Regions from separate parts of the Homo sapiens genome. Here region 1 is linked to region 2. Evidence: chromatin contacts called from ENCODE Hi-C or POLR2A ChIA-PET data. All regions are on one chromosome and are shown on one strand. Each heading gives the region's core, a stretch centred on a gene start or an enhancer-like site at or near the end of the contact. The rest is flanking DNA. Distances are from core to core; before and after follow the strand shown.

What was found. A loop is a pair of places that touch in the nucleus more often than their neighbours do. ChIA-PET counts read pairs that join two places held with the same protein, here RNA polymerase II (POLR2A). Pooled maps may share reads with other maps.
Region 1: a loop to region 2 is called in a pooled map, with 18 times the contacts of the local background. The contact joins the promoter of NELL1 here to the promoter of DBX1 in region 2. A Hi-C loop is called at or near these places in 7 of 37 single-sample maps with no recorded cell type and 8 of 50 pooled maps. POLR2A ChIA-PET finds 5 or more read pairs at or near these places in 1 of 52 experiments (H1).

Annotation. Positions count from the first base shown.
Region 1 is chr11:20,665,423-20,672,582 of GRCh38, reverse strand. NELL1 (neural EGFL like 1) reads right to left here and starts at 2,997. Exons shown (of 20, transcript NM_006157.5): 1 at 2,805-2,997. The coding sequence starts at 2,859.
Region 2 is chr11:20,155,518-20,162,846 of GRCh38, reverse strand. It overlaps DBX1 (developing brain homeobox 1), which reads left to right and starts at 2,372. Exons shown (of 4, transcript NM_001029865.4): 1 at 2,372-2,889; 2 at 3,555-3,656; 3 at 5,608-5,810; 4 at 6,274-6,692. The coding sequence starts at 2,523. The coding sequence ends at 6,633. RefSeq lists enhancers at 991-1,490, 1,491-1,992, 5,378-6,577.

The DNA of each region.
Region 1 (7,160 bases), core at 1,748-4,247, 510 kb before region 2:
GAAATAACAAGAACTGGAGAATGGCACCTCCCGTCTTGACTCCACTTTGCACTCTAAAACAAGTTCTCTGAACAAGGCAGATTTAAGCAGCTCCTCATGACACCTATCATTAGATCTTTTCATATGCAACTGTGTCTGCACTGCAGTCTTGCTTTAATTAAAATGTGCCTGATATCATCTACTCAGTTCCATTAAAAGCCGGTGATATCTGAGCAGCTCACTAAGTGAACCACATGTTTATTTCATCTAGGACTGTTAACAGCCCAGACAACAATTGTCCCACTTGACAAAGAAACTTTCAACGCAGCTGTTTGGATGCTGATAATCACAAGCCAGCCTTTGTTACCTAAGAAGAGGGTGGATGGATGATGTGGAAATGATTTCTGCACAGAATCAGAGGGCTGCCTCCAGAAAGCTACCGCTTATACCCTCTCAAGCTACAAGATACTTTAAGTGTACAAATTGAGAGGTAATTCCCCCGTCTCTCTGATTCTTCCGATAATGTGTGTAGAAGAAATATGCGGCCTCTAGTGTTCAAATAGTGCCAAGTGACATTGAGAACCCAAGCTCCCTAGGCAACAGCCACAACCAGTGGGTCAGATCCTTCCATGCTTCCCTGCCTTTGCTGAATCTGCTCCCTCTGCCAAGAATGCCTTCCCACTTTGTCCACCTGGAAAACTCCCTAGAAAGCCTTGAAGGTACATCTCTCAAATCCCTGACCACCACTCCTCCCTAGAATTAATTCAAACTGTCTCTCCTCCACATTTCCTTAATACAAACTTATACTCCTACCTCTCCACCACCCCCCCCATCAATCTGTAAAATTAAAATGCCTGCCAGTTTCTATCTAGATTCCCAGCTGAGCTTTAAGTTCCTAGAAGTCAAGGACTGTCATTTCCTCTTTGCATAAGAAATCCTGGCACCCAGCAAGACATCGTTTGTTGAATGAGTAAAGACATGAATGAATCTTCCCCTACAACGAAATTTTTACAAGATTTAAAGGGGATTGGAAGTGGAAAGAGGGAAAATACCTGTTCTTAAAGACCCCTTCCACAAGCAATGAACCCTGAAACACGTTCCATTCCGTGATAAGGGTACTTTGGCGACTTTTCAAAGGAGTAATGAGAACAAAGGATTTAGGCATATTCCGTAGTGATGTGCACTTAGGGATGTGAACTCACTAACGGGTTGCCCCCTCCCTACCTAGCTTCTTCCTGTCTGCGGTTCCTCTGTAAGATGTCCACGAGCACCAGACTCTCGCGCTCAGAGCCAGTAGCCCACGCTCTGCACTAGTCTTGCCTGTCCTGATCTTCCTGGGGTGCGCGCACTCCTTCAGCGTGTCCTGGTTTTAAAAGACTAACCCATCCGGATGGGCCTGAACTCAAGAAGCAACTATTCTAAGCTAGACTGAGCCTTGGCGTCTCCGCAGCCTGGGAAGCTCGGATAGAGGTAAGGAACGGAATGGGAGGTTTCTTTTGTCCCTTGAGAAATCCATATTCAACATTCTTAACCAGACGAAAGCCGCTGCCTGCTCAGTCCTGGGGAAGTGGGAAGGGCCCTCTGAAAGCTCCTAGACGCTAGATCTTCCAGCGGGCTAACTGCCAAAGAGGGGCGCCTGGGCGCAAGCGGAGGGAACTTTTGAGCCAACCAAGTGCAGACGCCCCTTCTTAGCCCTCTCCAGATGAACTTGCTCTTTGGCCTAGAGAGAAGGCCACGCCTCTAAAGAAGGAAATAAGGATGGTAAAGGGGGGAGAATAAAGGGAAAGGGAATGACCACACAGATTCTGGGGTGCAGCGCGTACGGAGGATGGCTGGGTAGGATTGCAAACCTCCGACACTCCCCCCAGTTGACAGGCCCTATTTTTGCCAATTTCCTACATCTCACCCCACCTCACCTCACCCCAGTCTCCCCGCATCTACTACTAGCTCTTTGAAGAAGGCGGCTGCAAGCCAGTCTCCGAACCCCAGGGGACTTTTGGGCAAGGGAGCCGGTGGAAGCAGAAGGAAGAAGATGCGCTGAGAGTCCTCACAACTGCGTCTCCGGAGGCAGAACGAAGTGGGGACTTCAGACAATCAAGCGTCATCCTTGCTCCCCCCTCCCCACACGGAACCCTGCGATTATGGCAAGAGAAAACTGGTTTGAGCTTGAGAAAATTTCCCCAGATTGTCTCCACTGCTCTATTTCCCTCAGATAATTGTTCGCCCAGCCCTTGGGAGCAAAGACAGGCGGAGGAGAATACTCCTGGAGTTCTCCTGGGTAGTCAGGAAGGCACAGGAGGAGATCGCGGGATCCCAGGGTTCTCCCGCAGCTCTCTGCCCTCGCCGCACCGCGCCCTCCCGGGCCCCGGCCGCGCCCGCCAGCCGGAAGCGCTCCCTCTGCGGGTGCGACTCCCGCAGCTACCCCTTCCCAGCCTGGCGGGGGTCGGCGAGAGTGGTTTCCACAGCACCTTACAAGTTCGGGAACTCGGGGCACGCGGGCCCGCCCTGCTGCGGGTTTCGACTCCCTGGGACGGAAAGCCGGTTACTAGCAGCAAGAGGGTGCGCCTACTCGGCCGCGCCCCTCACTCCTGCGCCCCTGAGGCCGGGTCCCCTGAGAAGGGGCACTCAACGGGGACATCTTCAAGCCCGTGAGTCCCTATTTTCACCCTGTCACTCCGAGCAGGGCAAAGAGATCCCAGGAACCGGTCCACGCTACCGCCGTTCCCCAGACCAGCGCAAAGCTCGGCTCCAGGTCTCCCCACGCCGCCGTGGTCTGTGGGCACCCCCATTTCCCGGATCCCTCTAACCGCCACAGTCATGCTTACCTGTCCTGGCAGTGCACACACAGAACCACACAACTAAAATCAAATCCATCGGCATCGCTCTCGAGGGTCCCCGCCTAGCAGGGGGCACCGAAGCTAGGTGGAAGCAAATGAGCCTGGATCCTGAGGCGCGCCTGGCTTGGAGCCGCCAAACTTGCTAGCGGGCGGCGGGGGAGGTGGCTCGGCAGCGCCGGGTGCTGCGCTCGCATATGCGCCCGGGAAGGCAGCCCCGGCCGCCCCGCCCCCAGCCCGCCCCCCACCGCTGGCGCGGCGGCGGCGGCGTGGGGCTCGGGGCCCGGCCCCCCGCTGCGGCTGCGTTCGTCTGGGAGCCCGGGCAGGAGCGCGGGGTTTGGCTACTGTGGCTTGTTGCGCTCCCCACTGGGGGCCGATTCCGTTCGCCTCCTTCGCCCGCAGAACTGCGAGGATCTGGACTGCAGGCGCCGCAGCCGCTATCACCCGGAGCACCGAAGTCGGAGTCCCAGGACCTGCGGCCGAAACGAGAGAGCGGGAGGCGCACGGCGCCCCCACGGCTTCACGCGCTCCAGCCCCTCCGAGCCGCAGTCGCCAATGTTGCCCTCTTTACTTCCGCACCGCGGTGGGGGCTGCCGAAGTTGCCACAGTTCATCCCCGCCGAGTCGAAAAGCCGCCGAGCCCTCGCGGGTGGGTATTTTTCCTCGGGGGAACCCAGACCGAGGCGGCGCCACCGAGCGCGCACGGACCCCCTCGGAAAACAATTACTCGGGATTCGCTCTGTCAACTGGGTGGGGAGGGACCTGAGGGGGATGATGGCTGAGTCCCTGCTCACCGCCTGTACCTTCTGTCTCCTCTCTCCTGTTGAACCCCTATGACTGAGTACTCTCTTTGTGGGTGCAGGAAGAGGGCGCTGAGGTGGGGGTGCAGAAAAGGGGTCCTCGAGGCGGAGCGAGCTGTGGTTGGGGTTTGGGAAGTCTATTTGCAAACCTTCTCATTCTGCAGGGCAGATGCTGCCACATAGGGGTAATTCCTAACCATCTTTTTTTCTTTCTTGCGTGATTTTCTTAATGGTATTATCAAAAGCCCACTCTTCTTTCATAGTCACATTTTGGCCCCATGTGCAATTCCTCCGGGACCTCCACCTTCTTTTCCCTCTCCCACCACAACATTCTCTGGAGAGAAAAGCTGGGCTGGGCTTTGTTTTCTACTTGCCGGCAAGAAGAGAATGGGTCCTCTCCCCTCTATGCGACCCTTTCAGGACCTGACCTTCCCTATGAAGATCCCCCAAATTTAAGACTTCTGTCCCACTTCCTATTTGTCCTACTAACACCTAGGAACGTTATTTATAACTGGATATGTAGAGTCATGAAATCTGAAATGACAGCCTCTGATTTATACCAAATGAACTCCACTTAGCTTGCTCAGTCTTCCCACTCTCTCTGAAGCCCCCGCTCCCCCTCACCAGCAGTACTCCTTTGATATTCACAACAGGGATCCCAGAGGAGTCCAAGGAAACCTCAGAACAGCCGTCCCTCGTTTCCTGGAAACCAATTCCAACGTTTCAGAATCCTCTTCACTAATAAGAACGTGCCCTTCTCACTTGCACCCACTTTCACTTCCTATATCCTTAACCCCTACACAACTTTGACCCCAGGAGCCCCAGTGAAGTTCACCAAATCAGCGCAGCTTATTAAGAGAGAAGGCTTTACTAGCATGCTGTTCTGGTCTCTGCCCTATTTTTCTGGATATTTCTGTGTGCAAGCCACTGTCCCATTTGGCCCTTTATGTTGTGGTCCTTTGGCAGATGAAAAAGAAAGTGAACAAGCAGGTAAATTCCAGCTCAAGAAGTCTACTGCACAATCCAGAAGTTGAGCTGAATGATTAAGAGGTAAACTGATGTCAGCTGACTCCAACTCAGATTCGGCTAAGACCCAAAGGAAATCTGTCTGCCTTGACTCTGTATTTTCACTAACAGAGTCCACGTGTTTTTCCTTCCACCCGGAGCGTGTTGCATTTAAAGCTAACATTAAAATCACACATCTTGAAGAGAATAGGATTTCCCAAGTCTTGTTGGGCCTTGTGGACAAGGACACCATACACCATGTTGTATTATAAGAGCCATTTCCTGTCTCTCCTCTGCAGTCTTTAAGTACACCTCAGCAGGAACAGCCTTGAGTTGCTTTGGACTGTTGTTTCCAAGGCCCTTTTATTGATTTCAGAAAGCCCAGAATCCTTAAAAGTACAGTGACCCCAGCAAGGGGAAAAGGTGGTCTGGGTAAGATCTTCAGAGCTCTCTATCTTTAAAGTCTCTGTGTAATTAGCTGGTCCTGTGGGATGGGACTTTTAGCTTGTTCCATTAAAAAATAAAGCAAGACATATGTTCTGTCATAGCTTTGCAGCATAACATCCATTAACAGTAACAAGAGTTAATCTCAACAAGGTCATAAATCTTTTCTAGATAACTAAGTACTGCAATCTCCTCCTATAAGTGCAACCCTTGAGTGGGGATTTTGAGTGTGTAGGTCTGTTAAGCTAAGGTGACCTTCATAGAATGGGCCCAGCAAGTTTCTCTAGTGACAATGAAGGGACACATGGCTATGTATGTACTTGGTGGTGGAATGTTACAGTGAGACCTGTGTTCGGTGGAAGCCACACTGAAACATCTTACCTGATGCCAGATCCCAAGTCCACCCTCCCCTTCAGGATGGCCTACCTCCATGGGTTCTTCAGGAGCCAGTAGTTGTCTTTGATTATCCCTCTGCCTCTTCTTCCTGACCTCTAAATGTTGGAGAGCCCCAGGACTCACTCCTCAACCCTTCCCTTCCCGCCACACTCCCTCCCTATTAAGCTCATCCCACCTCATGGATTTAAATATCTGTGCAGGGATGACTCTCAAATATGCATCTCTATCCCCAGCCTCTATTTTGAACCCCAGGCCTACATCTCTAACTACCTATTAGACATCTTGAATATAATATGGCCACATCATCAAAATTAAAAACATTTGCACTTCAAAGTACACCATCAATGAAGTAAAAAAAACAACCGATGGAAAAGTATCTTTGCAAGACATATCTGATTGGAACTTGTATCTACTAAAAAACTATTACAACTAGATAATACAAGACAATAAAAGGTCCAATTTGCAAATAGGCAAAAGATCTGAATAGATATTACTCCAAAGTATATATACAAGCGGCCAATAAAGACATGAGAAGATGTTCGACATCATTAGCCATCTGGGAAATGCAAGTCAAAACTACAGTGAGATATCACTTCACATCCACTAGGACGGCTAGAATAAAATAGATAATAAATGTTGGTGAGGATGTGGAGAAATTGGAACTCATATACTGCTAGTTAGAATGTAAAGTGTTCTTTAAACAGTTAAACATAGAGTTGCTGTACAGCAACTCTATCCCTAATATCCACACAAGGTAAATGAAAACATATGTCCATATACTAACTTGTACATAAATGTTTAGAGCATTATTCAAAATAGCCAAAAAGTAGGAACAACCTAAATGTCCATTGACAAATAAGTGGATAAATAAAATGTGGTATGCCTATATAATGGAATATTATTCAGCAATAAAAAGACATGAAGCATTGACACATACTACAACATTGACCTTGAAAACCTCACACTAAGTGAAAAAAAGCCTGTCACAAGGGACCATATATTATACAATTTCATTTCTATGAAAAGTCAGGAGGCAAATATATAGAGACAAAACATCTGATTAGTGGTTGTCTAGGGCTTGGGGCCAGGGAGGTAGGATTAGGGGGTAATGGCTCAAAAGTGTAGGGGCTATTTTTGAGGTAATGAAAAGGCTCTAAATTTGATTGTGGTGATGGATGTAAAACTCTCACATATATTCACAATATAGTAAAAACCATTGAATTGTATACTTTAAATGGGTGGATTGTATGGTATGTGAATTATATCTCAAGCTGTTTTTTAAAATACTTTAATGATCATGACAAAAAATTGTAATATGGCCAACTAAGGACTTTTGACTTTTCCCTTGTCTTAAATTTCCACTGCTGACTTCTACGGACATGGCATGAGCCTTCACCAAGTGCTCCAGCTACATAACCCAGGGTCATCCTTGACTTGCTTGCCCTTAGCCCCCACACACAAGGCATCAAGCCCTGTCAGTATACCTTAAAGAAAAATCCCCAGTCAAATTTCTCTTCTCACCAGGTCTCCTCCCACCTTCCTCCAACCCATCATTATCTCTCCCATAGCCTACAGCTATAGACTCTCAATGCTTCTCTCTGCCTCCATTCTTGCCCCGTATAATTCAGTCACCTCCACCTTCAGCAGTCATAGTCTGTGTTTTGTAACATGTATCATATCACACTCCCTTGCTCAAAACTCCT
Region 2 (7,329 bases), core at 1,123-3,622:
CTGGGGCTTGGGGTGGGGGCTAGGGGTGGCATGAAGCCTGTCGACGGACAGGAAACGGTGAAAACTACACCCCGGCAAATGCCCCAACAGGGAAGGAGGAGCTGGGAAGGGCTCACGCTGGCTTCAAGTTCTTACCGTTCCCCCCTCCAAAAAAAAACAAAATCCAAGTTGATTTTGGCAAATATAGACTCTATTCTGATCATCCGGAAGACTTGGACAAGCGCTTCACCGGTAGGGAATCAAACATCCTGAAGCCCCCGGCGCGTCCTTCTGGGAACTGGCAATTGCCCAAGTCCTTAAGACTCGGGGAGAAAAAGGGGTGGGGGGCAGAGGGAAAGGGAGTGGGAGAAGGAGGGAGGTGGGCCTGAGGAAAAAAGTAAGGGAGAGGAAGGGAGAGAGCCAGTCTTATTGCAATGGGAAACTGTCTCATGGCAAGGTTAAAGTGCAGGTGTTCAGATAGCTTATGCTTTTCTCACCTATTTTATTGCAAACTTCAAAAAGGAACTTTTGACGTTCTTCGACAGATCTCCTTCTTCCGTTTCCAGGGGACTCCAATTAACTCCAGCAAGGCGCTTCCCATATTTAAATAGCCCCTTATTTAAAAGTTGTTTCTTTCCTGATTGGTTTTCTCCCGCTGCCCATGAGCATGAGCGGTCTTGGGCTCAGAAACTCCGCACTTACGTCATCTTCTAGCATTAATTCGCCTCTGGAGCTGGGCCCTAAATAACTTTTTAATTTGAATCAAGGGAGAGTTTTAGCCGGCTCCGTTTCTGGTTTAATGTGATATAAATCGCAGATGCACTTTTATTGAATGGTTAAAGCAGCGACATGGAGATCATCAACACAAAACACCCCGAACAAAACCATCGAGAGAAATAAAGCTGGTTAATAAGATTTTTGAGAAAGCTTTGTGTTAAAAAGCAAAAAGGAAAACCAGCTGAAGGTGACAGTTAGTTCATGGTTAATAGGATCAGGGCGGCCTGGCGGGGCTGCACACTTCTCTTTGGGGAGGTTCAGCCACACTAAAGAGATGAATGGGACATTTAACACATCTGTTATCTCGCCGAACAGAGAAATGGGGGGAATCGAGTCTTAGTACCACCTCAGCCCCAACCAGAGGAAAGCGAAGGGACTGTCTCCAGGAAGATTCTCCTTTGAAGCCCCACATTCAGGGGAGGCTTTCCCGGAGTGGACCAACATTCTTGGGAACCGCATCCCTTCCCTCTGGTTTTCACGCGTTTGTGCGTTGTAGTTAATTAAGAAGCTGCCAAACCTTGGGCCAAGTTAAGGGCCCCGCAAGTGGTAGGGTTCTCTCCAGACGACGTCTGGACCTTCGCTGCTATGGCTTAAAATGTCAGGGCTGTGAGTTTCAACTTAAACTGCCGAGAGCTCCCTGTGTTTGGAGAACGGCCAGCATAGCACTCACAGCCTTTGGATACCCTTGCCCGAGGCAGTTTCCGGTCAGCCTAAGCTCTTTGCAAGCGGAATCCTGCCGCTCGGCAGCCCAGCGCCGCTCTCCTCCGCTCCTCCCGCAAGGTGAGGTGCGGACAGCCCCTTGCAGAAACTCCTAGAGAAAATCGTTTTCCAAGTTGCTGGGAATTTGAAGGAGACTCGTTTTACTTTTCAGGTATCCACCAACGCTCAAACTCAACCAGTCTCCCGAAATGAAATAACTCCAGACCTCTCCCCACTCTTACGGACACACATCCAGTGGCCCCAAAGCATCCGTTTCCAAGTTTCCCTGAGTCGTCAGAATGGGACTTCTAACACTGATTTCACTCACCCCTACATTTGCTTTATGCTTCAGCTGGAGTAACGGATAGGGCTAGAGACCGGAAAGGGAGTATATTTTCATGTCCACTGACTTGAAACTTTTCATTGCCCTACCCCCACAAGAGGGAGGGCAACTTTGCTGATAGCCTGAAGATGTATTTCTATGAATATTTATTGATTTATTTTCCAGGCTTAGCAGGGGAGCTGCAAATAAATTTAGTGGGTTCTTTAAATAATTCCTTTTCTATGAGGCAAGATGTCATCTGAAACTTCTAAATAGGCATTTAATTAGCCCGGGTGTTGCTTCGGAACAAAAACCTTTGGCGAGAGCTTTGGGGGCGCACTGTATTGCAAAGAGGCGGTCGATATGCAAAATTGATGCGCGCGGGCCTTTGTTGCCGGCCCATTGTGCGGGCCATGCTTATGAAGACTAATCCAATCATAAATTGCACCCCTGCGCCAATCAGAGAGTCCAGAGCCTCCGGCGAATGAAGCTCGAGTGGAGAACTTTGTTGAACTTCATTGTCAGAGCTGTCACTTTTCAAAGTGCTTTAGCGGGCGGGCCACTATAAAACCATCACCTCGACGAGAGGACCACGGAGGACTCGCAGACGCCCAAGTGGGATTGTTACTTGGAGACGTTTGCTAAGCCCAAGAGAGAGGACACTGTGGGGGCGGGAGGGGCGGGAAGCGAGGCGTTTACCCTCCGGCCACTGAAAGAAGGGTTATTTCGCCCGCCCGCGCCTACCATGATGTTCCCCGGCCTCCTCGCGCCCCCCGCCGGGTACCCTAGCCTCCTGCGGCCCACGCCCACCTTGACGCTGCCCCAGTCCTTGCAGTCGGCATTTTCCGGCCACTCCAGCTTCCTGGTGGAGGATCTGATCCGCATCAGCCGACCCCCCGCCTACCTGCCCCGCAGCGTGCCCACCGCCAGCATGTCGCCGCCCAGGCAGGGGGCCCCCACGGCCCTCACCGACACGGGGGCCTCGGACCTGGGCTCCCCGGGTCCCGGCAGCCGACGGGGCGGCTCTCCGCCGACTGCCTTCTCCCCTGCCAGCGAGACGACGTTTCTGAAGTTTGGAGTGAACGCCATCCTCTCCTCGGGGCCCAGAACAGGTAAGCGAGGTCAGAACCCTAAGGGCCCATTCAGGTACTAGGCATGCGCGGAGTCATCCTGGCCTCAGTTTCCTCTAGCGAGCGGGCCCCCACACACACATCGGTGCACACACAATACGCACGAACTCTGAGACCCTACGTCAGGCAATGTGAGAATAGTCCAGTCAATTCCGGGGAAGAAAAGCCTCCAGGCTCGCCCCATCCTCGGAGTGAACTTGAGCACACGCAGTCGGAGACTGTGCGCAGTCATCTGGTGCAGTAACGCTGAGCGCACGCTCCTGGACGTCTGCGTTTCTGCCTTCGAGCTTCTAGGAGACAGTTTTTTTTTTTAAACTCAATATGATATATTTATTGGATTAGCAAATATTATAAATCTGCAATTTCTTTCCTCCCCACTCAGTCCTATCTCGTTAGTGCCTAGGATGGAGATTGGGGTAGAGTGGGACGGCGCAGAGAATTACGTTGGGGAGAAAGAAAAGAGTTTTACAGATAAGACAATGTTGGGAAGATTTATTTTACCCTGTCAACGTATAAGAAAGATGTCTTTGAAACCAGATGAAGGGCTAATTATATCGTGTGTTCAGTGTGCTATACAATAGGCAAGTACGTAATCAGATTCTTTCTGTCTCCCTCTCTCCTTCTGTCCCCCCTCCATCGCCCACCAGAAACATCCCCAGCCTTGCTCCAGAGCGTCCCTCCCAAGACCTTCGCCTTTCCCTACTTCGAAGGGTCTTTTCAGCCTTTCATCAGATCTTCTTATTTCCCAGGTAGGTCTCGTCCCCCTTCTTTGCGCGAGGCAGGGCGGCGCCCCAGCCCCGGCCCATCGCTCCCTGCTCCGAAGCCGTATTTCTCCGTCCACCCCTCGGGGTTATGCTCTGGTTCAGAGGTTGCGAGGCGTATAACATTCATGAATCCGTCGCGCCAATTTGATGCCCTATTGAGCACAAGCAGTGACTGCTTGACACTTTGCACCAATTCCCTGCTCTACAAATTAGCAGGAATTGTCATGGTCCCAATTTGAGGCGGTTCCCTTCCCGGCGAGGAGCTGTTGGCATCCCTTCACGCCGCCGTTTTCCCACAGAGTCAGTGCACTTGGCCACGATTCCCCACAAAGGTTTCAGCACCATGACCAATTGGTCAGCTCCTCCGGGCAGCCACACACAGACCGGCCCTAGTCCCTCCACGCCGCCGAGAGACACCTACCAGCCGGGGCTAATTTCTCTTTAAGACTCATTCAGGGCTTCGGGCTTTTCACAAGACCACATGGGGTGCCCTCTTGTGTGGGATGCCTAGGGTCGCCCAGGGGGAGGGGGATTAGATCCTCCCCCAATCCCAACCTATTTCCAGCCTGATTTCCAAACCCCTTCTCATACTCCTTTCCCACCCTGTATTATAAAATACCGTTGATCTTGCAAAATAAGAAGCAGTTAGAAGAAAGCCCATAATTGTGTCCCAGCCTAAAACAGCAACACCTTAGGCAGCTTCCACCAGGTTTTCTTCCTGTAACCTCACTGATGATTCAAACTATGGCTCAAAAACTCTGCCACTGGTCAAAACTAAAAAGGAGGCAGGAGAGTCCCTATACAGAGAAGAAAAACTGGGTATGGCCTGCGGGGGATGGGTAAAATCACGACAGCACTCCCAAATATCAGCAAAAGAAACAAGCAATTGATTTTTTAAAGGGGAGAGATAATTCGCCCTCCCCCCACCCCCCAGCACCACCACCACCACCACCACCACCACCACCACCACCATTCACACTGCTGCTAATAATGGAATTTGCTCCCTTTCTCCCTCATCTCAATGCTCTAACAAAAACAACCCGAGCTTTATAAATAGCTTTTCATGTCCATTTAATGAAAACGATTCGGGGAAGAGAAGCTTCTGCCATCAGTATTCTCCCAATGGTCTTGGCCTGCAGTTGTGTTTAGTTTGAAAGTGTAAATCTCTTTTGTCCCAGTAATATATGGCTTTCGCTGCTTGTCCTCAGTCTTTTTCTGTTAGTTCATTACTACACAATTACCATTCACGCTTCATTAGAGTCTCTGTTTCTTTTTGTTTTGTTTTTTTCTTTCGCTTAAAGCAAAACTCTCCCCCCTTTTATCATACCAATACCCATTGGGAAGCAGTCAATGTGCTAATTAGCTGCCACTTTTCATGTATTCGGGCCGAATTCTTTACGTTTCGTGGGGGAGGGGAGGAAGGATTAATATAAAAAAGATGAATACTTATTGGATTTTTCAAAAAATCTAAATCGGATTTTTCCCTCTTTATCAAAATAGTAAAGCACCTCATTTTCATCTAAAGAATGCAAAAGCCACTGAAATGATAAAAGCTTAGGGGAGAAACACAGTGGCCTCGGCTGGATATTTTATTTTTATTTTAGTAATTTATTTTTTCTATTGCTGTTTTAGTTGATGTACGCAGGTTTGTTTCCCTAAGTCCACTGAATGGAAAAACGAAACAGGCTATTGTGGGGGCTGTTTTCTCTGTTTCCGTGGTTTTACCTAATCCGGGTTTGCACGGTTGAAAGGGAAAGTTGTTTGGGCGGAAAGCGCCTTTCACTCTCGCAGGTTTGTAGGTTCGTGGCCTATTCTCCAGGGGGAGAAAAAGGAGCGTTTTAAAGAGATGAAGGGATCAGAGCAAAAAGCCAGGGAGAGCCGTGTTGGGACTGGGGGGCGTACGCCCACTCACTCGCCACCTCCCCCCACCCTGCAGCTTCCTCCAGCGTGGTGCCCATCCCCGGGACCTTCTCCTGGCCGCTGGCCGCGCGCGGGAAGCCTCGGCGGGGCATGCTGCGTCGAGCAGTCTTCTCCGACGTGCAGCGGAAGGCGCTGGAGAAGATGTTCCAGAAGCAGAAGTACATCAGCAAGCCCGACCGCAAGAAGCTGGCGGCCAAGCTGGGCCTGAAAGACTCGCAGGTGAGCGCATTTCCTCCACAGCACCCCCCCCGCCCCCGCCCTTCACCCCTCCCCGGCGCACCCGTCAATTGCAAGGGTTCGGAAACGGCTTAGGTCCCACTGTACAGATGGGAAAACCGAGGCCTAGAGAGGGAGTGAGTACACGGGCCACTACCCTCGAAGCTCCGCAGGATAGCCCTCTTCTCTCCCCACCCCGACTCCCCGCCTTCTCTCCCGGCCTCACCGGCCCCCAACCCCGCCCTTCGGGGCAGGGTGGCAGCGGATGAGGCAAACGGAACCGCGAGCTGAGGCGGGGGCGGAGTCAATGCGGGAATCCACCGGAACTCATTTCTGGGGGTGGGGAGAGGACACAGCCCGAAGGACAGAGCCTGCACCCGACTCCACTCCCCGCCCCCGTGCGTCCCCCGGAGCCCCTGATCTGACCTCTGCTTCTCCCTTCTTCTCGCCGGCCGGGACATTCCAGGTGAAAATCTGGTTCCAGAACCGACGCATGAAATGGCGGAACTCCAAGGAGCGCGAACTCCTGTCTAGCGGGGGCTGTCGCGAGCAGACCCTGCCCACCAAGCTCAATCCGCACCCGGACCTCAGCGACGTGGGCCAGAAGGGCCCTGGGAACGAAGAGGAGGAGGAGGGCCCGGGCAGCCCCAGCCACCGCCTGGCCTACCACGCGTCCTCCGACCCCCAGCACCTGCGGGACCCGCGGCTGCCAGGGCCGCTGCCCCCCTCGCCCGCGCACTCGAGCAGTCCCGGGAAACCTTCGGACTTCTCAGATTCCGAGGAGGAAGAGGAGGGCGAGGAACAGGAGGAAATCACCGTGTCCTAGAAGCCGCTCGCACGCCAGAGTACTATTTTTAAGTGCTTTGAAATCGAAGAGGTGGGGTCCAGTCTGCGCATTCACTTTGTCCCCGTGCCCAGATGCTGCCTCTCCCGACGGTAGAAACCATCACCTCATTGAGGGCGCCACCGGCCCTGCGGTAGCCCCAAAGAGACATTTCCTTCCCAACAAAACCAACTCCAAATAGTTCTCCCCACATCAGTTCACTTTAAGTCTTGGTCCCAGCCTTAACTTTTCAGCAAGGACTCCATTCTATTTTGTTTATTACAAACTATTTTAAACACAGTGGGGTGTTCTGTGGTCCCACGGCCTGGACCTTACTGTGAGACACACTCTGCTGGTCGTTAGCAGTAACCACCCTATATGGTAGGAAACCTGTTTATGGAGGAGGAAACCGAGTTGGGAGTGAGAACACCAAACCATATAACTAACTCCAGCACCGTTGACCCTCTAGATCCCTTCACCTCCCCTAATAGGTAGCAAGGGGCTCCTATTTCACTCCAGTCTCTCATTTCCACCCCCTACCCCACTTCTGTCTTCCCATAGATGTTCTCTTAGAAAGCTCAAGATTTTCAAAAAGGAAATATATATATATATATTAGTGCCTTCTGATTCAAGGCACAACATACATATTGAGTCTTCTCTGTCACCTTCCAAAAGCTCTCTGGCGAAAGAAGTGAGTTC